2 separate regions of the Homo sapiens genome follow, and region 2 is linked to region 1. Evidence: chromatin loops called from intact Hi-C (ENCODE). Cell type or tissue: B cell. All regions are shown on one strand. Links, peaks and the distances in the headings refer to the core of each region. The heading gives the core; the rest is flanking DNA. Region 1 holds the start of PSD2-AS1 (PSD2 antisense RNA 1). Region 2 holds the start of LOC124901084 (a long non-coding RNA gene).

Region 1 (9,245 bases), core at 913-8,912:
GTGCCTACGTGTGTGTATGTGTGTGCCTGTGTCTTACTGTGCAGATGTGCTTGTGTGCCCTTGTGTGTGTTTCTGTGCCTGTGTGTACCTGTCTGTGCCTGACCTATGTGTGCCTGTGGTGGGGGGAGAGTATACATGCCTGTGGACTCTTGCATATGCAATATGCTCCAATGTCCTTGTGTGTTTGTCACCAGGTGCATCTGTATGCACCTGTTCATGCCTATTTGTGCTGTGTGTGCACTTGTGTGTGTGTTGGATGGGTGGCTGTCCTCGTGCCCATGTGCACTTGAGTGTGAGTGTGTGCGTGATTGTGTCTCTCCATCGCTTTGCCTCTGTATGTCTCCTTGCCTGTGTGCACCCAGGTGACAGTGCATGCTGGTGATGAGTTGAGCTGGGCTGGATGTGTGGGTGGGAGTGGAAGGGTGTTCTTATGGTAGGGGGAGAGTTATATGTTTTTAGGGAGAGGCAGAAACAGAAAAAGAGACATGGATGGATGGAATTATGGGCCGGCAGAGAGAGAGTGAGAGCCAGAGGAACCTAGTAGAGAGAGACGTGACCAGTAGGAGAACTAAGCTTTGAGGAGTGTGAGGGGCTTGGCAGTGTCGAGGATCTGCCAAGGACAACCACCTCCACCACTGAGTCAAGAGGCTGGACTGGCTGGGTGCAGTGGCTCACACCTGTAATCCCAGCACTTTTGGAGGCTAAGGTGAGAAGATTACCTGAGGTCGGGAGTTCCAGACCTGCCTGGACAACATAGGAAGACCCAGTCTCTACAAAAAAATTTAACATTAGCCGGGCATGGTGACACATGCCTATAGTCCCAGCTACTTGGGAAGCTGAGGTGGGAGGATTGCTGAGTCTAGAAGGTTGAGGCTGCAGTGAGCAGAGATCATGCTACAGCACTCCAGCCTGGGTGACAGAACGAGACCCTGTCTCAAAAAAAAAAAAAAAAAAAAAGGCTGGACCCTAGCCATGCCATGGAAACACTGTCCTAGAGTGGCCAAAGAGCAACCTTGGAGGTCATCTCTCCTTCCCTGATGATGGGCGGTGATGAGCATCGACATCTCAATTATCTCACAGAACGCTCACAGGCACACTGTGAAACACGCACTATTACAATTTCCACTTTGTAGATACCAAAACTGAGGCTCATTGACTTGCTCTCAACAAGTAAAGTAGAGCCAGGGTCTGAACCTGGGTTTGTCTAATTGCAAAGGTCTTGCCACATTCATTACTGTTTCCCCAGGGTTCCCAGTTGGTCACACTTGAAGGGGGTGGGAGGAGAGTCTGTGTGAGTATGTGTAGGTGGGTGGGTATGCCTCCCCATCTGCCTGGGCACTCTCTGAACCCCAGGCTGCTGTGCCCCTAGGGCCAGCACACAGTAGATGCCAAAGAAATATCTAAGTAGGGAACCAAGAGTAGCTGGCAGAAGGGAGCTTGGGGTGGGGAGAGGAGTTTGTGAACCATCCCAAGGATACTGGCCACCTCCGCCCCCCTCTCAGGCAGGAGGTGCTGTCTTGAGTCCCAGAAGACTGTGGAGTAGGAGCTGAGATTTTCCCAGAGCTAGGCTGGGCTCTGCCTCATCTTCATTCATACCCAGAGCTGAACCACCTGGATGTATCTCTAGACCAGCATCATGTCTCACCTGTCCCTCCTCTACCCAAGCCACAGTGATATCCAGACCCTGCCATGCCCCCAGGAACATTTGGGGCCCTGAATAAGGATCCCCATGGGAGAGGCCTGCACAGGAACCATTAGTCAGGAGCCAATTTGGAGCCCTGGGCTTAGTTTCCCCCATCTATAATGGCATTTCTTTGAGGAGTAGTAGGAGGGATCTAAATCGCTCAGTCCTGGGCCTCCTTGCTCAGCCTGGAGAACCCCACCCTGGAAGTTGCCCCAGGCCTCAGATCCAGCAAGGCTGGATAGAGTGAGGAATGCAAACCCAGAATGGGCTTCAGCCTCCCTCTTGCCCCAGACACCCAGGCCCCACAAGGGTTCCTCTTCCCCAGGCTCTTGACAGACTCTTTCCCTGAACCATCATCCCATCAGTGGCCTTGTTCTGCTCTCATTTACTGACCAGGTGCCAGGGGTGGGAGGGGCTTGGGCCTCCCCTAGGGCAACCTCCAGGAGGAAACCTAGCTTTGTGCTGAACCTTCACCCTGCCTTTTCTGCAGGCCCCACATCTGGAACCATTTCAGGCAGAAGCATAAGGCTGAGCTGCCCCTCCTTTGATGATGTGGCTATGGGGAAGGGTCATGCCCTTTGGAAGGTTGGGGGTTACAATGCATGGAGGGCAGCCCTCCTGAGGCTAGGAAAAGGGAGGAGAGGGAGCAACAGGAATGGGCAGGGCTGGTGGAGGCTGGGCAGTTTGGAGTTGAGATATTCATATTTTGGGTTTTTTTTTGTTTTGTTTTTTTGTTTTTGAGATGGAGTCTTGCTCTGTCGCCCAGGCTGGAGTGCAGTGGCATGATCTCAGCTCACTGCAAGCTCAGCCTCCTGGGTTCACCCCATTCTCCTGCCTCAGCCTCTGAGTAGCTGGGACTACAGGCGCCTGCCACTACACCTGGCTAATTTTTTTGTATTTTTAGTAGAGACGGGGTTTCACCGTGTTAGCCAGGATGGTCTCTATTTCCTGACCTCGTGATCCACCCACCTCGGCCTCCCAAAGTGCTGGGATTACAGGCATGAGCCACCACACCCAGCCTGGTTTTTTTTTTTTTTTAAGACGGTCTCGATCTGTTGCCCAGGCTTGAGTATAGTGGCACAATCACGGCTCACTGCCTCAACCTCCTGGGTTCAAACCATCCTTCTTCTTCAGCCTCCCAAGTTGCTGGAACTATATGCTCACACCACCATACCAGCTAATTTTTGGTGTTTTTCATTTGTTTGTTTGTTTTTGTTTGTTTGTTTGTTTTGTAGAGATGGTGTTCTGTCATGTTGCCCAAGCTGGTCTCAAACTCCTAGGCTCAAGCAATCTGCCCACCTCGGCCTCCCAAAGTGTTAGGATTACAGGCATGAGCCACTGTGCCCAGCCAGTTGAGGTAATTGTGTCTTGGTGCCCAGCACTGGAAGAGAAGCAACTCCTCCAATATGTGGGATCAGGGGACAACTGCAGAAAGGATACCGTAGATGACCAGCATCTTCATCCCTGAGGAAAGGAATCCAAGCTTCACTCTTGGTACGCCTCAGTTTCCCCATTATTTAAATGGAGACATTACTTTCCACACAGGATTCTGGGGAGGATCCATGGTGAGATGATGTTTTGGCACAGGGCCAGCACATCCTAGCTGCTCAGAATGGGGCAGTGGCTGCTGCTGTTGCTACTATTACTGCTTTGTTTAAAACATAGCTGCTTCCACCAAAGCTGCCATCCAGCTGAGAAGATCAGGACAACACACCCAAATCAGTCAGAGAAAATGCAATCAGACACTGGAACTCTGGGAGAGAAGGATCCTGGAGGGCTGGGCAGTCAGGAAGAAGTTCTCAGAGGAAGTAACCTGGGGCTGAACTTCAGAGATGGGAGAGTGAAGCCAGCCAGAGTGGTGGGTAGAGGGCATGCTAGGGGGGAACCGACTGAGCAAAGCCCTGGAACAGGAGGGTGCCCTACAGGTCAGGTGGGCCTGAGTGTGTAAGAAGCAGAGAAGCCAGCTGGGGTCGGTTGGGTGCTCCAGGGGGCCTGACTTACCCTGGGGAGACGAAGGGGGAGACTGGATGCTAACTGCCACCTTTAAGGAAGGACTGTCTGCCCTGAGGCCCATCCCACCTGCACTCCATCCCAACAGAAGTCCCGAGGATCCGCAGGGGGCCACTGACACCCACCCCTATGTATTCACCCCCCCCAACATACCCCAGGGCTCCTAGAAATCAGGTGACTGCTCCCTTCTCTCTTTATTTATTCTCTGTTTTTTCCCTTTTCAGGAGACGATAATTATTCAGATCATCGCGGTGATTTACTCGGCAATCAGAGCCGCTCGATGCGGTGGCCGCGGAGCCGAGACAGACGAGCATTGCCTAGGAGGACGGGCCGGGGGCTCAGCGCCCCTCCCTCCCACCTGCCCGGCCTTTGTTCTCTTCGAGGTCTGCACCCGCGCTGCCTGGCGGGCAGTGGAGGCGCCCACCCGCGCGGACATGGCAGCAAGCTCGGGGTCTTGGGAATGAGTGTGCACATGAGTTCGCCCGGGGGAGGGGAGTTTGGGGGCTCGTGTGTTGCTGGGTGCTGGCTTGAAAATGATGGAGTACCTGTGTGCATGTTTGGGGGTGGTAGTGGTGGTGGTTGGGAGTGTACTAATGCACGAGCATTGCGGTCAGGTGTGTAATTGGAATGTGTGCACCTGTGTGATTACCGGGGGCCTAGGGTACATCTGTCTCCACAGGCTTGTTCAGAAGTGCAATGGGCAGGTGCCCAAATATGTGTATTTTAGGCACATAGCGGGGAGGAGAAGAGAGTTGGGGCTCTTGTGCTGAAGCTGTCTGAGGTGATCATGGAATCATGGATGTGGCAGGGCTGGGTTCTAGCTCAGCCTCTCGAACCGTGTCTGGCTGGGTAGGTGGGGTGGGGGCGGGGGAGTGTGAATCAGCTCAGATCCAAATGCCGAGTTTTCCTGGGTCAGTGCTGGGGCCCCGGGGGTCACGTGAATACAGATGTGGCTCGGTTCACAGGCTGTGTTCACACGTGTCCGCAGACCTTCGCCCCCTCCCGCCCGCGGGCTGGCGCAGTGACGGTGACCTCATTACCGCCTCCGCAAAGGCCCCTTGAAATCCCTGCGCCGTCGCATTTGGCTGCTCAAAGTGATGGGAACGGCCTGAGCTTCCTGATCAATCGCTTAAAATTCAGGGTCGGCTCGCTCGCGGGAGAGGGCTGCCTGCCAGCCCCGCGCACCGCGCTCTGCCGCCTCCCCCTACACCCCCTCCTTGCTTTGGCGGGGCGATGCTGTCGTATTGGAAAACATCCCCGCGCTGGCTGGGGGGCCCGGTGGGGCCAGCGCTGGAAGCCGTTCCACTCGAGCAGATGGCTGTGAAACTTTGGCGGCGAGATAAATTGGGTCTGACGGCGTGAGGCCGGCTCACAGATGGGCGGGATTCTCACGCCGGCCCCCACGTCCGGCCGGGCTGCGGGCAGGGCCGACACCGCTCAGAGCCCCCTTTGGGCACCCGCCTCGCCAGCACAAGCCTTCAGGAGGCCACCCATCCGGCAACAGCCTTCCTCAGCCGAAGGCGCCCTCCACCACATTCCTTCCGGCCCCAGATCTCCCCAGAGACGAGCCCAGAGGGAGGGACAGCCCCCAGCCCCCGCCCGGTCACCTCCGCCAAGCTGGCAGCTGGGCTTTCCCCCTCCTCTGCCATCCGCAGAGGCCTGAAGCGTGAAGGTTAACAGCTGGGGGGGAGGCTGCGTCTCCCTCTCTCACCCCCGCTCTGCTGCAGCCCCGCCCACCTGCCAGCCCAGGGGATGTCGTAAACAGGGCTGTGAGGTGTGTGTGTGTGCGGGGGGTTGGGGGTAACTGAAGGGGGGGAGACAAGAGAGAGTCAGACAGACAAAGAGAGGAACGAAAATGAGCAAGAGGCGAGCGGAGACCTGAGCAGAGACTGAGGGACAGAGACAGCTAGAGACAGAGACAGGCAGAGAAAGAAATGGAGATGGAGATGTGGAGATAGACACGGAGACACCCAGAGAGAGAAGGGAGGGAGGAGGAACCTCAGAGCCAGAGAGGAGACACACAATGAAAGTGGGAGGAGGGCGAAGGACCGGGCGAGGGGACAGGATACTGGCAGAAATGCAGGCTGCCTCGAGCTGCGGACGACCGTGGAGGGTGGGGACGAGCCGAGGTTGGGAGCAGGGTGCGACCCTGGGCTACCCTCACTCCTGCACCCACCACCAGGGCTGGGAGCCAGAGCGAGGGAGCGTCGCTGCCCCTGGGTGCGCCCTCCATCGCTACGCCACTTGCCCGCCTCGGCTTCCCCGGGAGCGCTAGATGAAGGGAATGGCGGGGTTGGGGAGCCGTGGGGGTCAGGGGGTGCTGCGCGGCCATCACACTGCCGCAAAGCCAGCCTGTCTAGCAGCCTCCCTCGCGCATCAGTCCAGCGGGCAGATATCGATCCCGCCCAGCCAAGCTCTATACTCGCGGCCTGCAGCCCGTTCTGTGGCGGTCCTACAAAGAAGCGGGGGTGCCTCACTTCTCGGGCCTCCCCCGCGGGGGATTCTGTACCAGAATAACACCCCCGGGGCCAGGGTCAGGGCGGCACACTCGCCCCCGCCTGTCCCAGCGCGATCCCATTCGGCGGGCCCAGGTAGCCTGCGGCAGGGAGAAGGCTCGGGTGACCCCCCAGCCCCGCCTTCTGCAGGGCGCGCGAGGCCAGAGGAAAAAATCTTCGCTGAGTTGATGAAGTTGAAGTTTCGTTCAGGGCGTGAAGGAGACAGCCAATCAGCGGGCCGTTATTTACATGGGCTCTCTGATTGGCTCTCACGGTGCCTCTTTAGAATGTTACTTTGAGACCTTCACAGAACGAAAAGCCCCCCGCTGGGGGTGGGGGAAGGCTCAGAAGCTCCAAGGTTTCATGTAGGGCTCCCCAGGCCAAGCTTTGAGGGAAGATGGGGAGCTTAGATATAGTTTTGTCCAGCTTTCACGATACAAATGACCAACTTGAGTCTGGAGAGACAGAGAGGTGGAGCTTGGCCTGGATCCAGGAGATGAGTTCGGCCTAGCGCTCTGCAGTGGGCCCACCACCCCTGATACCTAGACGTGTGGTCACCTTGGCGGTGGGGAGGAGGGGCTTGGTCCTGGCAACCCCTCTCATCCAATAGCAAGAGAGGGGCTGATTCAATGGTTTGAGGGGGCAGGAGCAGGTAAACCTGGCGGTGTCGGTCTTGTTTGTGACCGGACAGTGTGGGTGGTACCATCATGTTGGAAACCCCGCAAATAATGCAGCCCCAGAGGCAGGCCAGGCTGACCCTGAGGTCATGTTTCACTTGACAGCCTGGGCAGGCACACGTGAACACAGGAGACCCCCAGGCGGGGGCCTCGGGGCCTCAAGAAGTGGGTTTGCTCTGAAGGGAGTGGCACTGGGCAACCCGCAGCAGCTCCGCACTGCCCCGCACCCGCACTACCGCATCCAGCAGACACTGAGTCACTCTTGGGGACGGGGGCGAAGTCAGGACATTGGCAGCTAGGAGCAGAGAAGTTCTCTCAGAAGGCCTCCACCCTGCCTTCCCCACTGCGTCGGCCCCGCCCACCCATGCTGGGAAAAGGGCCCCCTGGGGTTGCCATTCGCAAATCCTGCCCAGTCTCCTGGCCCACACTCCTCCCCAGGCGACTCAGCATAGATGACTCAGGACTTGGAGTGGGGCTGTTAATGGGCAAATGTGGTGGTAGGGGGGCCTGAGTGTGTGGCCGAGGCTGGAAAGTCCCTCCACCATCTGCCTGTGGCAAATTGAGGGACAGGTAGGAGAATTCACTCTAGTGGGGTTCTAACCCTGCCCCAATTCTTTCACAGTGACACAGCCTGGAGACCCAGCTCTGTCACTCAACTCTACATAGCCTTCACCCAGAGCCTGACAGTGTATATGAACAAGAGGCTGTGCCTGTGAGTACTTGCGTGCCAGCAGCTGGCCTTGTGACATGCCCCTGTGGGACCTTGGGCTGCAGCATCAAGTGCTAGGGCAAACACCTTGTTTGCAGAAGACCCAAGGACCCCACAGCCAGTGCCAGGACAGCTAAGAGACTCCACCACCTGCCACCCCCCAGAACTTACCCTGCTAATGAACCAAACTTGCTGTGTGACTTTGAGTGCAGCTCGCACATCTCTGGGCCTCAAACTTCTCTGTAAAACCATGCCCTCCTGAATGTACCATTCCCAGTGGTGGCAGCTGCAGAGAAATCACAATAGCAGGGGCAGGGTCCAAGAAGGGCCTGAGAAGCTGGTTCAGCCTGTGGTCTGGGAGCCAAGTGGGGCAGGGACAAGATTGCCAAGTCCCACGGTTCTCACCAATTCTCATAATCTCATCTCTCCTCTTGTCTTCCTGCCCGCCTCATAAATAGCAGGAGGCTGGGCTGGGTCTGGGGCAGGAGCGGGGAGCTGCATGTGTGCATTTGTGTGTGTGTGTGTACACACACATGGGGAGGGTGTGAGAGCCTTCCCCCCACCCCCGCCGCTGCCACCATCGTGCTCTGAGAAGCTGAGATAATCCCTCGCCATCTGTCTTGTGTTGCTAACCCACTCAGCCGGACAGCTGCCCGGGCCACAGCTCTACAGGCGAGCAGGCGGGGGAATGAGGGGCATGGGGGGAGCTAGCCAACTCTGAGGACCAGGCAGCAGGGACACTCAGTCCTCCCATCCCAGAATACCCCTGCTCTAGAAAGGGAAAGTAAAGTCAGAGAGGGGACAGGCAGGACTTCCCCCATTCCTGCTTCTGAACCTGGGAAGGATTGGAGGAGTGGAGACCATTCCCTGGTCTGGGAGTTGGAGGCCGAGCCTCCCAGAATGCAGGAAGGTGATACAGGATCACCGTCTAGCTTATGTTGTTATGAGCCCACACAGATCACTGTGATGGGAGGGGTGCAGTAGGACAAGTCAGGCCTTCTGGGCGCAGGGAAGGGAAGAAGGGGTCGTCTCATACTTCCCCAGCCTCCAGACAGGCCAGTGTCCCAGGCCTCCAATGGTCAACTTCCCAGAGCCAGGAGGAGAAGGCAGGCTTCTAGGATTTGGGGTGGATAATGCTTAGTGTACAGGCCCATTGTTCTGATGAGGAAACTGAGGCTCAGAGAGTGAAGTGACTTGCCCCAGCTCACCCCATGAGTGGAGGAGCTGGAACTTGGACCAGACATCAGGCTCCAGCAGCCCTAGCTCTGCAGCCTGTTCTTTCTGCCTGCTCCCCATCATCAAGCCCCTCACCCTGCCTCACCTTCCCAACTTGTGGCTATCCCATCCTGGGGCTCTGATGTTCTGTCAGCTGAAGCCCAGCAACCAGACTCTCAGCAGTATGGTCCCAATGCAGTCCAGGGGATTTCAGCCATGACAAGCAGAGCCTGAGGAAGGATGAAACTGTGCACTCAGTGTGGGCTCCCACCCTCCGCCCCTTCCCTGTCAATCATCTTTCACCTCTCCCACACAATTAGCATGCTTCCACACACATGCACTCTCAAATACAGATCGTACACACTCATGTGATCACACAGACAGGTCCTCACTCACAAAAAGACATAAACAGTCACACCTACAGGGATTGAAACATACAATCTTACAGATACAAA
Region 2 (9,245 bases), core at 853-8,852, 78 kb after region 1:
TAGGCGTGAGCCACTGCGCCTGGCTGGCAGGATTTTTAAAAAACAGTTTTATCGAGGTATAGTTTACATACTATAAAATTCTGCCACATTAAAGTATACATATAATTTAATGATTTTTAGTAAATCAACAAAGTTGTGCAACCATCACCACTACCAAGGGCAGGGTTTGACCAAGGCACCATCCCCGCCATTCCTTGCTGGCTGACCAGCCTTGCAGCCATTCTGCCTGCCCAGGGAGGCTCGTGGAAGAGGCTGCGTTTCAGGACCCCCAACACTGGCCCAGCAGAGCTGCACACCCTGGCTCAATGCACCACTTTCCACGCTTCCATGCAGCACTTGACATCCCGGCCCTTGTCTCCTCCCCCCCACCTTGGTGGGCCGGTCTCCTTGGCCTGCCTCCAAGTGAGGCAAAATACGCAGACAGGCTGATGGTGGGCAAAGCAGACCACAGGCTATGGTGGTTGAACCAAGCTGGGCAATGGGGTGGAAGGGAGGGTGTCCCGTCTCTGATTTCCATGATTCAGCCTGGGGAGTTTCCAGAGGGAAAAAGAAGCCCTGCTCAAGCCCAGGGAGACTGGTCTTGGAGGCAGGGAGAAACGCAGCCCCAGGCGGAGAGCACAGGGCACACATCCAGCTATGGATGGACACACATACCCCCACACACTGGCCACTGCGAGCACCCAGAGGGTGGCCTGGGGTGAGACATGGCCTCAACCCCACTAGAGTCACCCCAAGACTGACTGCCAAGGACAGAACAAGGGACAGCATTTCTATATCCCCGACTCCACACCCCTGACCCTCTTACACCCCTCCTGCTGGGGTGGGTGCCAACCATGCCTTGGCCTGAGGACTAAAGGGTTTGAGCAAACCTGGAGTATGTAGAGCTCTGTTTTCTCTCTCTCTTTTTTTTTTTTTTTTGACAAGAGTCTTGCTCTGTCACCCAGGCTGGAGTGCGTGGCCCGATCTCAGCTCACCACAACCTCCGCCTCCCAGGTTCAAGCAATTCTCCTGCCTCAGCCTCCAGAGTGGCTGGGATTACAGGCGCACACCACCACACCTGGCTAATTTTTGTATTTTTAGTAGAGATGGAGTTTCACCATGTTGGTCAGGCTGGTCTTGAACTCCTGACCTCAGGTGATCCACCCACCTCAGCCTCCCAAAGTGCTGGGGTTACAGGCGTGAGCCACCGCACCCAGCCAGGCTCTGTTCTGTTTTACGGTGCTCCCCAAAACAGCTGGAGGAGGGGATCAGCCCATTCATGCACAGCAACACTGAGGCCCCGGGCAGGGAGTAAGCTCTGACCTGGGGCTCTAGGGACTGAGATGCCTGGGATGCCTCTGATAAAGACAGGCCCTTTCCTCAATAGGCACCTCCCTCAGGCCAGGTTCCTTTCCTGGAAGAGTCAAAGGTTCAGGAAGACCCTTCCCCATTTTTTGACCTTGGGAAAAAACTGGCCTCTGAGACAGTTTTCCCATCTGTCACCTGGGACCATAGCTAACAAGTATGGGGCTCTTCCTATGTGCCACACTGTCCATGCTTTATCTCATGTTATCCTCATACCCAATCTCTGAAGGAAGTCCTATTATTGCCCCATTTAGAGCAGGCAATTTGCTTAAGCAGGTGTAATGACGCCTTGTCTATCTGGGATCCCCTGAATCTTGTAGTAAACATTTCCCAATGTGGTGATCTCTGAGCTGACACCAATCAGAAATCAGGCCCACGTACCCCCTCAGGACCTCCCTACTGATGGGCCTCACCATGGGACAAGCCAGGGAAGGCTAGTCCAGGGATGCACGAGTCAAGAAATCAGAGATGGCGCACTGTCCTTCTGGGGCTCCTGTGTGGGGTGTGTTTGTGTGTCTGGGGTTGGGGGAGGCATATGTGCCTAGGACTGGCTAGGGAACTGGAGGCCTGAGGCCTAGGTTTGTGGCTCCACCCTGTCCCTCCCTGACTGGTGACTTTGACCAAGCTCTTTCCGCCACTAAGCCTCAGTTTCCCATTTGTAAAATGGAAAGGAATGGCTCTTGCTTCTCACCCCAAACTACTGCAGAAGTCACGATCCCAGGGCATATCATGGGGAAGGAGGTAGAGATACAGAGGGGAAAAAAAGGATTCCAGACAGCGATCCCCTCCACCCTCCAGACCTCAGGAGGAAGGCCCCAGAGGCCGAGATCAGTCACTGATATGATCTGCAGATAGGAAACTGATTTGAGAGAAGGGTTTTGAGCAGGACGCAGGGCTGAGACTGAACCGTAGAAGAGGTGAGACCTATCGTGGCAAGGAGCATCCAGTCCCTTCCACTCTTAAGTTCCCCAGAGGACATTAAAATAAACAGCAGGCCCTGGCCTGTACAGGCTCACGCCTGTAATCCCAGCACTTTGGGAAGCCGAGGCAGGTGGATCACCTGAGGTCGGGAGTTCGAGAACAGCCTGACCAACATGGAGAAACCCTGTCTTTACTAATAATACAAAAATTAGCCGAGCGTGGTGGTGCATGCCTGTAATCCCAGCTACTCGGGAGGCTGAGGCAGGAGAATTGCCTGAACCTGGGAGGCAGAGGTTGCAGTGAGCCAAGATCACGCCATTGCACTCCAGCCTGGGCAACAAGAGCAAAACTCCATCTCAAAACAATAAATAAACAAACAAACAAATAAATAAAAAAAAATAAACAGCAGGTCCTAATAATGCACACTCACTGTCCACCAGGCACTGTGCTAAGCATTTCACATGCATTTTCTCACCGGATTCTACTACAATTATTATTATCCTCATTTTACAGATGAGGCAACTGAGGCTCAGGGACATAAAGCCACCTGCCTAAGGTCACAAGGTCAGTAAGTGGCAGAGCCAGGATTTAAACCCAGGTCTGTGTGACTCCAGGGCCTGGTGCTCCAACCCTGGCTGAGGGTTCCACAGCACATGGAGGGAAGGAAGACTTCAGCTAAAGGGTGAGGTCCAGTTCAGCTCTCGGCTTGGGGAAATCCCCTAGGTTTCCCTTGGGTCCTGGAGGGTGGCTCTCAGGGCCCTGTTGCAGAGAAGTCTGCAGCTGTACCCCAAGGCCCTGGAAAAGATGGGGAAGGGGCTGCGGGTGGGCCAGACGGGGCAGGCTGGGCCAGAGCTCCGGGCATTCCGCAGCCTCCGCAGGAAGCAGAACGGGACGGAAACCGGCTCCGGCCTCCTCCCCCAGAATCCTGTGGGCAGCCCAGCCGGCCGCACAGAGGCCCTCTTTGTGCCTGCCCCAACCCGCCACCCGCGGCTGGCCCAGGGTTTTGAGTTTCCTGGGGGGTGGGGGCCCAGCCACTGCTAAGCCTCCATCTAGCTCCTCTCCCGGGGGCAGTCACAGCAGTCCACAGCTGGAGGAGGAAGAGAGGGGATGGCCAGGGCCACTCTAGAGACCCTGGGGGCCTGGAGTCTGCCCACACCCCATTCCTCCAACATTTACACACCCAAATCAGGGGCTGGAGGTGGGAGGAGGGACCCAGAGACAGAGCTGAGGTCACCCCCCAGAGTCTGCCTCTGCCAGCAGCCACCAAGCCCATCATGACACACCTGGAACCCCCCGCCCCATCCCACGCCATCCTGGCGCTCTTGGGCCTAAAGTGGTGTACACAGTGAGGTTGGGCAGGGGCCGGGCAGTCCTTGTCAAACCATTTCCCACTCTCCGAGGCTCCCTGGACACAGGGCTCAGCAAGCTGAGGCCTCAAGCTCACTTCCCAGTATTTCGGGGGACAAAAGCCCCTCGGGTGGCATAACTACCCAAGGATGCTGGGCACCTGGGAGCGGGCTCAGGGGGCTGGAGTGTGTATGGTGACGAGAGCAATGCATACAGTGTGTTTTCGCGTGTCTACCTGGGAGGTGTGCTGCACAACTGTGTGTGTGTCCAGTGGACTGTGAATGTGCCCGGTTGAGTGTGTAGTCTCAAGATGTCGCCCTCTACAGACCACAGCATTAAAGCATATATGGGGATCATGTAGCAGTGCTGGGGGAGATCTTTGACTCTGTGACCTCCCTGAGGGTAAAGTGGAGGCATGTGTGTGCGACCCAAGTCTGTGAATGTACATGGATGTCCAAGTGCACGTGTGTGCGAATAGGGTGGTTTACGTGGTGAGAGGATGTTTGTGGAGTCTTCTGGTCTGTACGTGTCAACACATCTTTGCCGCATGAATGCCAGTGTGTGTATGTCCGCATGCACTGTGAGTTGTGTCAGGAGCTCTGGGCTGTATGAGTCTGGGGCCCTACTGGGACGGGGATGGTGTAGACAGGAACTGGTGCCAGCTGCTAGGGCCCCTATGGAAACAGGAAGCTGCCCACAGGTGCACCTGGGCTGTGGTGGGGGCTGGTTCCATCCAGGTTCAGTTTGTGCCTCTGAGAAACCAACCCAGGGTTCCACTAGCTGAGAATCTGTCCCAGCTCTAAGGGGGACACCTGTCTTGTCTGCTGTTCAAGGTCCAACAGCTCTGGCCAGTGTCTACCCGCCTGCCTGGCCTGAGCGTGGAAAAAACTGGAAAACAAAAGCCCCCAGACCGCAGGCCCTCCCTGCAGAGGCGTGGGGGAGGCAGGCGAGAGGCGGGAGGCTGAGGAGGAGGGAGGGAGGTGTCGCCGCAGCCCCGGAACACAAAAATAATGAGGCGAGAGGGGCCATGGGGCCGAGCCGGCTGGTTCCGGAGTCGCTATCTGACCTTGACAGATGCCACAGCTGGGCGCCTGGAGAGGAGCCGCCGCCACAGTGCTGCAGAACCCCCCCAGCACCTCCCCCAGGCCAGGGTCGATGGAGGCTCAGGCTGGCCCCAGCCACAGGCAGCCACCCCATGAGGCGGGAGCCAGAAGACCTCGGAGCACCTCCCAGTAGGGTGGATGGGGATGGGGTTGGGGGGTCTGGAGGCAAGGGAGTGGGAGCAGGGCCACTGCAGGGCACAGGAGGCAGCAGTGGGGTCTCCTGAGGGTGCCCCCGCCCTCAGGTAAGGCTACATGTGTGAGAAGCACGCAGAGCCTGCCATTGTGTGTGTGTGTGTAGCTTGGCTGTGGGGCTGAGTGTGTGTGTAGAAGGGAAGTAAAGCGTGAGTATGGGTGTGACAAAAATTGTACTTGTGTGCCTGTGTCCTTGGGGTCACACAAGGCTGGGAAGACAGGCTAATGTCCATGAAATGAGTGTGGCCACATCACTTGGTGTGGGCACCGATCACTCCCCAAACTCATTTAAAGCCATAGCTGTCCTGGCAGGTGTGAGCCATGCTGGGTCTAGGGGTAGGGTGGGAGACAAAGAGAGCCACAAGTCTTGTCACTTGCAGATGGCGGAGGGGCGCCCCTCCGGCCCTTCCTGACCTACCCTCTCTCCCGCTATGGCGGTTGTCCCAAGCACTCAGTGATGGGCACGGGGCTGGGCACCGCCACTCTAGGGACATCAGCCAGGGGCTGGGGTGTGAGTTGCAGGAGGGGATGCAGGGCTGGAGGGGGATTAGCAATTCCGAGCACTGGCTGCATAATTAAAAAATCATTACGGCAGGCGGGCAGAGCTGAGTGTGAGCTCACGCTTAGAGCGGGCGGGGACACTGCCATGGCGCTCCCCCTCCCACTGCTTCCCCGAGGAAAAATCCCACCTGCTAATATAATTATGGAAAAACACAAGCACAGAAATTTGGTTTCAGCAAACAACGTGCCTCAGTGCCCAGGGCCTGCCTGGCCCTCAGCACAGCGAGCAGGCTGGCCACTGGCATCCAGGGCTCATGGCAGTAAGGCAGGCCCTGCTAGGTCCAGACATTACCTCCACCCCCTCAGCAACCCCCCAAGAGAGGAGACTGGGAGGGGTATACAAAGCCCAGCTCCCTAAATCCCAAATTCAGGAGAAAATGGGCTGGTGCTGATGGTTTACAAACGGGGAAACCGAGGCTAAGGACTCTACATAAGGTCACTGTGTTTGTGGCAAAGCCAAGAGGAACTGGATCCGTGCTCAGTGCAACACCTCAGGGCTCAACATCCCCTCCCGACTCCCCCTATCAGTCATCCCCCAGCCTTCTCCGCTCCGCCTGGGATAAGCATATCTCTCCCGAGACTGAAGAGAGCCTCCAAGCCAGGTACCCCGGCATGGCCCAGAGCCTACTCAGACCTGCACGCCACGATGGGGTTCAGGGATAGGGCGTCCTGGGCTCGTCTGGGTTAAGCCAGGCGAGCAGAGCTGGCTCCCGCCCCGAGAAACGCGGCCAGCTCTGGGGCACAGGCCCCAGAACGGCAGGAACAGCCGCCATCACCTCGGGCCTGGAGCGGGCAGCGGGCCTGGAGCGGGCAGTGGGCGGCGCGGGAGGTAGCCGGGCCTAATTAGTCGGCCTGGGACCCGGGCGGGCGCCGGGGCGGCAGACGCGGCCGCCAGAGCCGCGCAGGCACGTCCGCGTCCGGCTGGGAGGCGGCAGGGAGCCGGGAGGCGCCCTGAGCCGCGGCGGGACGGGCAGCCTGGGAAGGCCTGGGCCAAGGAGATTCCGCACCGAGAAGGCTGGCCTCCCCTCATTCCACGGTGCCACCAGGCGCAGCAATTAGAGGCTTTCAAAGTTTGTCCTTAATTGGTTTCATTTTTGCCTCATAAATGATTCATGGCCCCAGAGGTCTGGGAGGCGGAGGGAGTGGCAGGGGAAATTTGGGGAGGTTTTTGCCTCGGGCCAGGCCCCCTACCTGAGGTTGGGGAGGGTGCCGCAGGCCCAGCCCAGGAAGGGATGAGAGGGGCTGGGAGGCCTCGGGCAGGTGGGACCCTGCAGCAAAAATTAAAACCCAGGCCCTCTCCTTGGAGCGCTGACTAATTAGGAACTGCAACTTCTTTTCAGCACACCAGAGCTCTGCATCCAGGCCTGGAGCCACCGCAGCTGCTGGGGCCCTGGGAGCATGAATAATAATGTAATGATAACAAAATAACAGTGTCAGTAGTAATAATAAGGATGGCGAGAACAACATATGCGTGATCTCTTTCAGCCACCCCTGCTCCCCCAAACACTAAGATCTGTTTTACAGATGAAGAAACTGAAGCTCATAGGCCTGCCCTCTGACCCTCAGTCTGATGCCACAACCCCTTAACCCCCAAACCCCCAAGCTCTTAAGAGCACAGGACTGACTATTCACCCTCCAGGAATAGTGCCAGGAGGGTCAGGAGCTGCAGGGCCTAAGGAAGCCTAGGAATGGTCCTGAGGCCTGAAAGAAGACCCCAGCCGGTACCAAGTGGCCCCACACCCACCTGAACCAGGCTGGCTCTGCCCCTCAACAGGCTGTGTGACCTTGCAGGGCCTTAACTGACCCATCTGTAAAATAGGGGCACAAGAGCCCTATGCCCCCACATTGAGTGCTAACCCAGTGCTGGGCACTAGGATAGACAGGAGATACCATGGACCCCGTGGTCAGAGAGCTCCCAGTGTAGGGACACACAGAGAAAGGTTTAAAAAAGTCTGTGCAGAGAACCCTGAGTGCTCAGTCAATGGGCAAAGTGCTGGGGAGCAGTACCCAGAGGGCTTCTTGGAGGAGGTGAGGTGGGAGGAGGAAATGCCTCTCCTCTGACCCCATAACCAGCCTACACAGGATGCTCAGGGAGTGGGTGTGACCCACTTAAACCCAAGACTGGGGTTGGACCTTGAAGAAACCCAGAACTACAGACCACATCAGAGTGACAGGGATGCAAAGTGCCCAGCTCAGCCTGCCCATGATGCTCCCTTTGATCCTGAACAGCTATGGGAGGTGAGGCATACTAAACTGAGCAGGGCCCACCTGGCCCCTGGAAATCCTGGAGGTGAGGGAACACAAGAAACAAGTCAGAGGGTAAATGCTGGGTGGGCTGACTCCGTTGGAGCAGGGCCCAGGGTCTCACAAATATCATCTCCTGTATTCTTCAGTTCCTCTGACACATGCACCAGGCTCCCCTCTCAAAACCCACTGGTCCTCAGGCCCCAGCCACAGCACAGTCTCAGTCAGCTCACTGCTCTTCCACCCAGCCTGCCTCCACTGGGCAGTGAAACAGCCTGCGCCAGAGCCAGCACCACTTCAAGTGGTTATGCGTCCCTGCACCTCTCCGCAGCTCTCTGAATGGCATCTGTGATCATCCCCATTTCCCGCATGAGCAAAATGAGGCTTAGAGAAGCTAAGGGACCTGCCCAAGGCCACATAGCTCAGGAGCGCCCACGTTCATCTCCCTGGCCTCTTTGTGGCTCAGTATCCCTGACCTGTCCCAGGCCTGGCCATTCTTGCCCCAGCCCTGACCCTTCTCCTGTCTGGACAAAGACCACACCAAAGCCCACGCTCCTGCAGAAACTAGGACTTGATCTGGCTGAGGCTTGTGGTCAGAAGACCCACAGGAGGTCCAGGAGGTAGTGGGGGTCTCTGTGTACCCTGAGACCCCTGGGGCATGGGGGTCTTCTGAGGCTTGGATGGGGTAGTAGGGGAAGCTCCCACAGGCACACACAGGGATGGGGGTGAAGGGGGTGAAGGGGCTGGCCATATTCTGTGGCTTCCTCCCTGGGAAGAGTCAACTTCAAGGCCCCTATCACCCATACTTGGGAGGAGGCCGCCCATGGGATTCTGAAGCTGGGGCACACGTCCTCTGGAAATGAGACTGAGCTCTACCCACCTCTGCTCCACCCTGCTGGAGGACACTGCTGAGAAGCCGGGCAAGGCCCACCCTCTCTGAGCCTCAGTGGCTTCATCTGCACACTGGCCCGATAATGTCCTTTGAGCCCTTTGAAAAAGCCTTTGAGAATAGGTTTAGAGGTTTTCCTTGAGAAAAGGGGTTTGGAAGAACTGGTCTATTTTTGGTTGGGGGCACTTGAGACACTGGGGTCAGTGTACCATAGCAGCTTGACAACGGCTTGTTGAACACACAAACAAGTGGCCGGGTTCTTATCCTCAGCAGGTCTGGTCAACAAACCCTTCCCAGGTGCCCACTCTGGGCCAGGACACTGGTCTGCCCTTTGCTCCTCGCTGTCCATCTACCTGTTCCAGGGCTGCCCAGCCAGGTCACCGGGGTCCCTCTGCCCAGCTTGCCCGGAAGCTGCACGTCTCCAGTGGGTCAGCACTGACGTCAGCAAGACTGGCCGGGCGTGGAGCCCGCCACCTCCGGAACCACCAATTAATTAACTTTTTCAAATTAATTTCCCAAGCAAAATTCCATAATTACATCTGTCTCCATCAGCCCAAGCTGGGCAGGCAAGAGGACCCTGCAATGAGATGGAATGTGGTGTAAGGGGGTGGCCATAACAGCCCTGGGACCAGGTCAGAGAGGCC

The links. Peaks named below come from ENCODE experiments on the same cell type or tissue, not always from the same donor. Only the 100,000 strongest peaks of a DNase experiment are listed, where the experiment ranks them.
Region 2: it touches region 1 in a loop (10-fold over the local background); 3 of 110 quality-filtered maps call a loop at or near these places.

Annotation. Positions count from the first base shown.
Region 1 is chr5:139,743,503-139,752,747 of GRCh38, reverse strand. It overlaps PSD2-AS1 (PSD2 antisense RNA 1), which reads left to right and starts at 6,525. Exons shown (of 3, transcript NR_105053.2): 1 at 6,525-6,554; 2 at 7,489-7,578. It also overlaps a transcript of PSD2 not described here. RefSeq lists silencers at 336-487, 4,460-4,509, 8,179-8,772 and enhancers at 3,415-4,062, 4,760-4,869, 6,008-6,655. In B cell, for the core only: no CTCF peak of the experiment used is centred there; DNase peaks (open chromatin) are centred at 4,717, 5,267, 6,387, 7,567 and 3 weaker places; H3K4me3 peaks cover 2,667 bases; H3K27ac peaks cover 3,049 bases; H3K27me3 peaks cover 185 bases.
Region 2 is chr5:139,665,513-139,674,757 of GRCh38, reverse strand. The region is part of intron 1 of CXXC5 (CXXC finger protein 5); the gene reads right to left. LOC124901084 (a long non-coding RNA gene) reads left to right here and starts at 5,983. Exons shown (of 2, transcript XR_007058962.1): 1 at 5,983-6,070; 2 at 6,809-6,932. RefSeq lists enhancers at 1-548, 4,205-4,284, 4,295-4,444, 6,915-6,964 and silencers at 6,275-6,534, 6,545-6,624. In B cell, for the core only: CTCF peaks have their summits at 3,737 and 3,939 (motif pointing left); DNase peaks (open chromatin) are centred at 2,987, 4,167, 6,027, 6,577 and 2 weaker places; H3K4me3 peaks cover 5,140 bases; H3K27ac peaks cover 8,000 bases.